Linked DNA regions of Homo sapiens: region 1 is linked to region 2. A link is a contact called in ENCODE Hi-C or POLR2A ChIA-PET data. All regions are on one chromosome and are shown on one strand. Each heading gives the region's core, a stretch centred on a gene start or an enhancer-like site at or near the end of the contact. The rest is flanking DNA. Distances are from core to core; before and after follow the strand shown. Region 1 holds the start of SFXN3 (sideroflexin 3). Region 2 holds the start of OLMALINC (oligodendrocyte maturation-associated long intergenic non-coding RNA).

Region 1 (3,246 bases), core at 747-3,246, 660 kb after region 2:
CTTCCAGCCTTTGTTGGTGACAGCTCACCCCTGCCACCAGCTGTTCTTATTGCTCTGTCCTGCTACACTGTAGATTCCTGGAAGGTGAAGAGGGAGCCTGATTTCTCTCTAGGTCCCTTGTAACACCTCCCCAGGGCTGGTATAGAATTGTGCTCCATGAAGCGGCATTAAGCAACTACATAAGCTTAGGTCTCCCCTTCCCTGATGGAGCTCCCTCTCCACCCTCAACCCTCCTCTTCTGAACATTTGCTGTGCTGCCTTCATTCCCCTCCTTCAGCACGGAAGCCCTGAATTCTGTCTACCCGCTTGGGCACTGACTCCTCGCAGCCCAGCACAGAGCTTGTCACACAATGGACTGGTTGATGGAGGATGTCCTTCTTTATCCTGCCCCATCCCCCAGAAGTACACACAATGGATCTGGAGAAGGGCAGAGCCCATGGGAGAGAGGCCAGTTCAATCCCCTGCCTTGTCCACCAGGGGCTAGCATACCACACGCATGCCTGTCCCTGCTGCCATGGCCTTCTTTCCCTCCTCTGACCCTTCTACGACCCTGGACCCCTGCAGGATTGGCCTGGAGGAGAGGCCAAGGGCAGGTGAGGAAGAGTGTATGGGTTCCCAGGCGGCCTGCCACCTCCCTGTGACTCCCATCTCTTGAATTCCCCCAATCATACTGGCTCTGCCTCCTCCTGCTGAGTTCCCATTGTCCCCTACCCCCACCCTCCCCAACCCAGGCCAGTGGCTGGGTCCCGCCCCTACCTTCGATGGGGGAGTTGATGAGGATGACGCGTCCCATGGGCGATGAGGCTCGGATTCCGCGGGGGGGCCCGTTCAGCAGCCGTTGTTGCTTCCTTAGCAGGTATCGCGTTGCGGTGGAGCCTGAGTCGCTGCCTAGGTGGCCTCGGGAGGAGAGGGAGCTCAGAGAGCCGGAGCTCAGGTCTCCTAGGCCCAGTGGGTCGAAGCCCACTGCGAAACCCTGCGCCATGGCGGCTGGGCTAGGGCGGCACCCTACAGGTCCAGAAGGAATCTGCTAGCTCTGGAGAGGCCAGCCCTGCGTGCTTCGAGCTCCATGAGCCTCTGTGCGGGGCTGGGGTCTCAGTAACGTGAAGGCCCTCGCTTGCGATGCCTCTCAGAAGTGTGAGCTCCAGGCCTGGGCAGGGAGAGCAGGGATGAGGGAGGGGTGTAAATGTTTCCCCTGCTGCCCCCTAAAACTTCCACCCCTCCCCCTGGTTTAAGCATCCTGCCCTCCCATGCCTTAGGCCCCCCTCCTGTCTCACCCTAGGCCAGAGAACTGCCCCGTCCAGGCACCATCTTGGACTCTCGCTGACTTTATACAAGGCAGGTGGGAACCTTTCACCCCTCATTCCTGCTCGGGGCTGAGTCATCTACTCCCGTCCCCAGTCCTCAGTAGAGGTTGAGAGTGGAGTTGGGATTACTGCGGGCCCTGGGGCTTAGAGAGGTGTGAGACAAAAGAGAGGTCAGGACAGCTCATGGCATCACCTCTCTCATGCATATGCGGGCATGGAGGTGGCCCGGGGTGGGGCGGGGGCTGCGTGGGGCGGGCTGGGCCTCGAGGATAGGGCTTCAGGACCTTAGACAGCTGAGGCCCAGGAAGACCCCCAGACACCCGCGGGCTCCAGGCTGCGGCTCCGGGTCTAAAGAGGCTGCATGAACCTCTCCCAAGCTTTGGGGAGGATCTGCTGGAGAGGGGTCCCACGACATCCCGCGCAAAACCCAGGGCCAGTTCCCTCAGAGAAGCTCTGGGACCTAGAATGAAGCACCCCAACATCAACTCGGCCCTCCAGGCCCCCCACCCCTTTGTGCCTGGTCGGCCTCACCTGGTCGCTGGTGTGGCGCCGCCAGCCTTGTCAAACCACCCGCAGGCGAGAGCTACTGCCGCAGCCGGCAAACCCCACCCACGCTGCGCGGAGGCTGCGGGAATTGGGCTGGCCTGCACCGCCCCGGGCTCCCATTGGCTGGTAGGGCCGCCAGTCATTCTATTCCGGCACCTCCCTTAGGCGCCAGGGACAGCCGAGCGTTACCTGGTCCCGGGCAGCGGAGTTCTTTACCCACCCCAGTTCTGGTTCTGACGCCCTAGCTCATTCCGCAAATTTAGGGCTTGGGTCTGGCTTGTTCCCCTCCGGCTCGAACCACCTCTTCTCTGAGCCGAGCCAGCTACCGGGGCTCCTGGAATTGCCACCCCTCCCTGGGCACCCTTGAGGCCTCCGTGGAGGGACGTCACGGGGCAGAGCGGGACGTGAGCCTGAGTTTGCTGCAGGCGTGCTCTGTGTGGTGGCTGGGTGAGTTGTGAGTATGTGCGTGGCGGAGGGGGTGCCTTCTTCACTTGCATCCTCCTCCTCTGTCAGAAGGCGTCTCTGGCTACCCAGTTCTGGAATGGTCGCAGGGTGGGGCAGCTGGTCCCAGGACCGGAAGAATCCTAAGAATCCTTCTGATGCACTTGCTCGGATGCAGACCGCGAGGTTCCTGGGGTCGTCTGCCCCTCCACATCTCAGGGGTGGGGCTACGGTCTGGGGTGCAGGGCTAGGGGTTGGGAGCGTAAGGAGACCAGGGACACAGTGGAGCTAGGGGTTACAGAGGGGGAGCAGGGAGAGGGCTGGGGACATAGAAGAGGCACAGGCACGACAGGAACGGGGCTGTGAAGTGATGCGAATGCCGCGCTGCTACAAGAGGAGCTTGTGGATACTGGGGTAGGAGCCCAGGGGGACAAGCAAGCCAAAGGCCATTGCCAAGGCAGCCATCAAGTAAACAAGCCAGGCGGTAACCCGAGTCCCTCCCGGCGCGCCAGCAGAGGACCGCCCCTCCACACCGCCCACCTGCGCCCGGGGCTTTCTCTCTGGGCACCTAGACCGCTTGCTGCAGGGCTGGGGGTCTGCTGAGGCCCGCCAGGGGACTGTAAACCAAGGGAGCAGCGCCCGCGGCTCCAGCCCCTCCTCCCTTTGGCTGGGGAGGGGGCCAGAACTGATCCCCGAGGTGGGATTGGCTCTGGGAAGCAGCTTAGGGCCTGGTCCAGGTGGCCCAGGCTGGGGGCATCGCCTCGAATGACACCCACCGCCCTCAGGTTCTGCCAATCCCCGTGCCCACCGGGTGGGCGCGGCCGGGAAGCTCCTGCCCCTCCCTGCTGGTCGGCGTCACGCGTGACGTCCCGCGTGATGGCTGGGAGGGCCCGGCGGCGACAGCGGAGGCAGAGAGGAAGGCGGTTCTGAGAGCTTCAGAGAGCGATGGAAAGCG
Region 2 (3,029 bases), core at 51-2,550:
GTGGCACTTAGTGCATTCATAACATTGTGCAAACACTACCTTTTGTTCTAAAACATTTTCACCCCAAAAGAAAACTTGAACCCATTCAACAGTGATTCCCCATCTTCCCACCCACACTCGGCCCCTGGTGACCATCAGTCTGCTTTCTGTCTCTGTGGATTTACCACTTCAGGATATTTCCTATACATGGAATCGTACAATATATGACCTTCTGTGTCTGGCTTCCTTCTCTTGGCATAATCTTTCAATGTTCATCCCCATTGGAGCATATATCAGTACTTCATTCCTGTTTATTACCTATTCATATTCCATTGTATGAATACACCACAGTTGGTTTACTGATTTATCAATTGATGAACACTGGAGTTGCTTCCACCTTTTGGTTATTGTGAATAGCACTGCCATGAACATTTGAGTGCAAATATGAGTACCCGTTTATAATTTATTAGGGTTTATATCTAGGAGTGGAGTTGCTGGGCCAGATGCTAATTTGATATTTAACCTTTTGTGGCACCATCAAACTGTTTCCCCAGTGGCTGCACCACTTTAAATTTTCTCCAGCAATGTATGAGAGTCACCCTCTTCTTAACGTGTACCCATTTGTCCCTTTCCTCTTTCCTACTTTTTACAAAGCCAGTTCCCCACAGACTTCTCTTTCCCCTGGAGTAGAGGGTGGGAGAAGTTGCATCTCTAGTAGAAAGACTATCCAAGCCTCCATTCTTACCTTTTCCGCAAATAGAATACGGTGACCAGGAGGAGGAGAGGACAGGCTGCCACCTCCCTGTGGTCACTAAGGTACACCCACTACAGCCATTAACGCGACTCCGTAAAACTACCCTCCTAGCGACCTCCAACGCCTCGGTCCTCACCCAGAACATCACATTAAACTTTTCAACAGTCACAGATAGGAAGGGGCTCGGTGTGGAAGGTGCCAGCTCTGGCTCAGCCCTGCGGGTGAGTGTTTAACTTTCAGCCCAGCTTAAGATCTCCGAAGACACCCATCGCCTCGTCCTGCCCAGTCCCCTCCGCTAAAGGGCCGGCCTGCCCGGGCCTGGCTGGCAGCTGACATGAATGGAGAGGAAGCGCCTCCCTCTCCACCCACTCTCGCCGGGGTTACTGCCGGTCACAGACCCGGGCCTTCAAGAGCTATTTACACCTACAACAGCCCACCAGCGCCTGACCACGCCGGAGCCAATCAGCGGCCCCCAAGCTTGTCTGATTCTGTCTGCTCCAATCAGGAGGCGCGGTCCTTCCAGCCTCTTGCTCCTGTGAATCACAGGTCGGCGGGAGCCTTTTTTCCTTTTTTTTTTTTTCCCGGGGAGTCGGCCTCGGGGCTCTGCTCTCCTACCTCAGTCTGCCCTACCCTGGAATGGGGAAAATGCGGACATGCCACTCAGTCCGGCCGCGAACAGTGCTCCAGAACTCAGAGAGTTTTCCAGACGGGTGGAGATCGCGTTCCCTGCCCGCCGAGGTCCCATCGCTTCCCTGCTGGGAAGACAAATGAGGCGCTTTAGCCGTCTCCACGGCCAGCCCCTCCCTCATAACCCGAGATTCTTTGTGGGCTCTTAGTCCATAGCTGCCTTTGAGGTGGTGTAGACCTTGCTAACCAGGACGGCCCAGTAGGCAGAGCTCATTTTTATTCCTGTCTGCAATCGTGCAAAAACGCCTCTTATGGAAAAGCCAGAGCGCCAGGAGTCAGCAAAACACACTAAAGATTGGGCAGTCACTGGGGAGAACGTGAGTAAAAGCACAGGAACAGCAAAGCGTTCAGGAACGTTCGAGGCTGACGCAACCGGCGCAGGAAGGTGGTGTGTGGTGGGAGAGTGGGAGGAGACAGTGGAAAGTTTAGACTTGCTTCTGTAAGTGATAAGAAGTCATCAGATATTTTCAAGCAGGAGAGGAAAATAATCTCTCTGTTTCGCAAAGTTAACTCTCATGGCAACAGAGCAGAGTAGCGGGGGGATGGGGGCTGGGAGATGTTGGGAAGCTATTGTTACCACTCTGGTGAAGAGTCATGGGACCTCAAAAGCTGGGATAGTCACGGTGGGAATGGAAAGGAAGGGCACAAGCTGAGAGGCATTTGGGAGGAGAATCAATAGCACTTTATTGACTGGATGTGTGAGATGAGTGAGGACAGCAATCAGAAGAGGACTTTGAGGTTTCTAGCCTGAGTGGCTGGAAGGACACCACTTCCCCTACCTGAAATAGGTAGCAAAAAGGAGAGAGAAAGAGAGAAGCAGAGGGATTTTGCAAAGGGAATAGGAGTTCAGTTTTTGACATGTGGCATTTGAATTGCAAGAAGTACATCCCTGTGGATGTAATACCCAGTAGACAGTTGGGAATTAGGATCTGGTGTCGAGAAGAAAAGTAGAGATGAGATCCAAAGGGTTTATAGTGGATCGGGAGAGAAATTGATGACCTAAAGAGAAATTATAGAATAAGAAGATTTGGGCAGGGCACGGTGGCTCATGCCTGTAATCCCAGCATTTTGGGAGACCAAGGTAGGAGGATTGCTTGAGCCCAGGAGTTTGAGACCAGCCTGGGCAACATGGTGAGACCCCGACTCTACAAAAACTGCAAAAATTAGCCGGGTGTGGTGACACATACCTGTAATTCCAGCTACTTGGGAGGCTGAGGTGGGGGGATCACCTGAGCCTGGGGAGGTCTAGGCTGCAGTGAGCTGAGATAGTGCCACTGCACTCCAACCTGGGCAACATAGCAAGAGCAAGACCCTGTCTCAAAAGTAAAAAAAAAAAAAGAAGATTCAAGTACAGAATCTTGGGAAGGTAGAAAGAGGACACAGAGGCCAGGTGTGGTGGCTCATGCCTGTGATCCCAGCACTTTGGACGCTGAGGTGGGTGGATCATCTGAGGTCAGGAGTTCAAGACCAGCCTAGCCAACATGGTGAAACCCTGTTTCTATTAAAAATTATCCAGGCATGGTGGCGGGCGCCTGTTAATTCCAGCTTCTCGAGAGGCTGAGGTAGGAGAATGGCTTGAACATAGGAGGCAGAGGTTGCAGTGAGCTGA

Evidence for each region. Hi-C counts contacts between places; a loop is a spot of excess contacts on that map. ChIA-PET counts read pairs that join two places held with the same protein, here RNA polymerase II (POLR2A). Pooled maps may share reads with other maps.
Region 1: a pooled map shows a loop between it and region 2 (6-fold over the local background). The contact joins the promoter of SFXN3 here to the promoter of OLMALINC in region 2. A Hi-C loop is called at or near these places in 5 of 50 pooled maps. POLR2A ChIA-PET finds 5 or more read pairs at or near these places in 4 of 52 experiments (GM12878, WTC11 and activated T-cell).

Annotation. Positions count from the first base shown.
Region 1 is chr10:101,029,238-101,032,483 of GRCh38, forward strand. It overlaps SFXN3 (sideroflexin 3), which reads left to right and starts at 1,997. Exons shown (of 12, transcript NM_030971.6): 1 at 1,997-2,297; 2 at 3,077-3,245. It overlaps PDZD7 (PDZ domain containing 7), which reads right to left and starts at 1,892. Exons shown (of 17, transcript NM_001195263.2): 1 at 1,836-1,892; 2 at 757-1,147. The coding sequence starts at 982. RefSeq lists an enhancer at 2,310-2,519.
Region 2 is chr10:100,372,276-100,375,304 of GRCh38, forward strand. It overlaps OLMALINC (oligodendrocyte maturation-associated long intergenic non-coding RNA), which reads left to right and starts at 1,301. Exons shown (of 3, transcript NR_026762.1): 1 at 1,301-1,737. RefSeq lists enhancers at 864-1,193, 923-1,492, 1,294-1,423, 1,493-2,060, 2,061-2,630.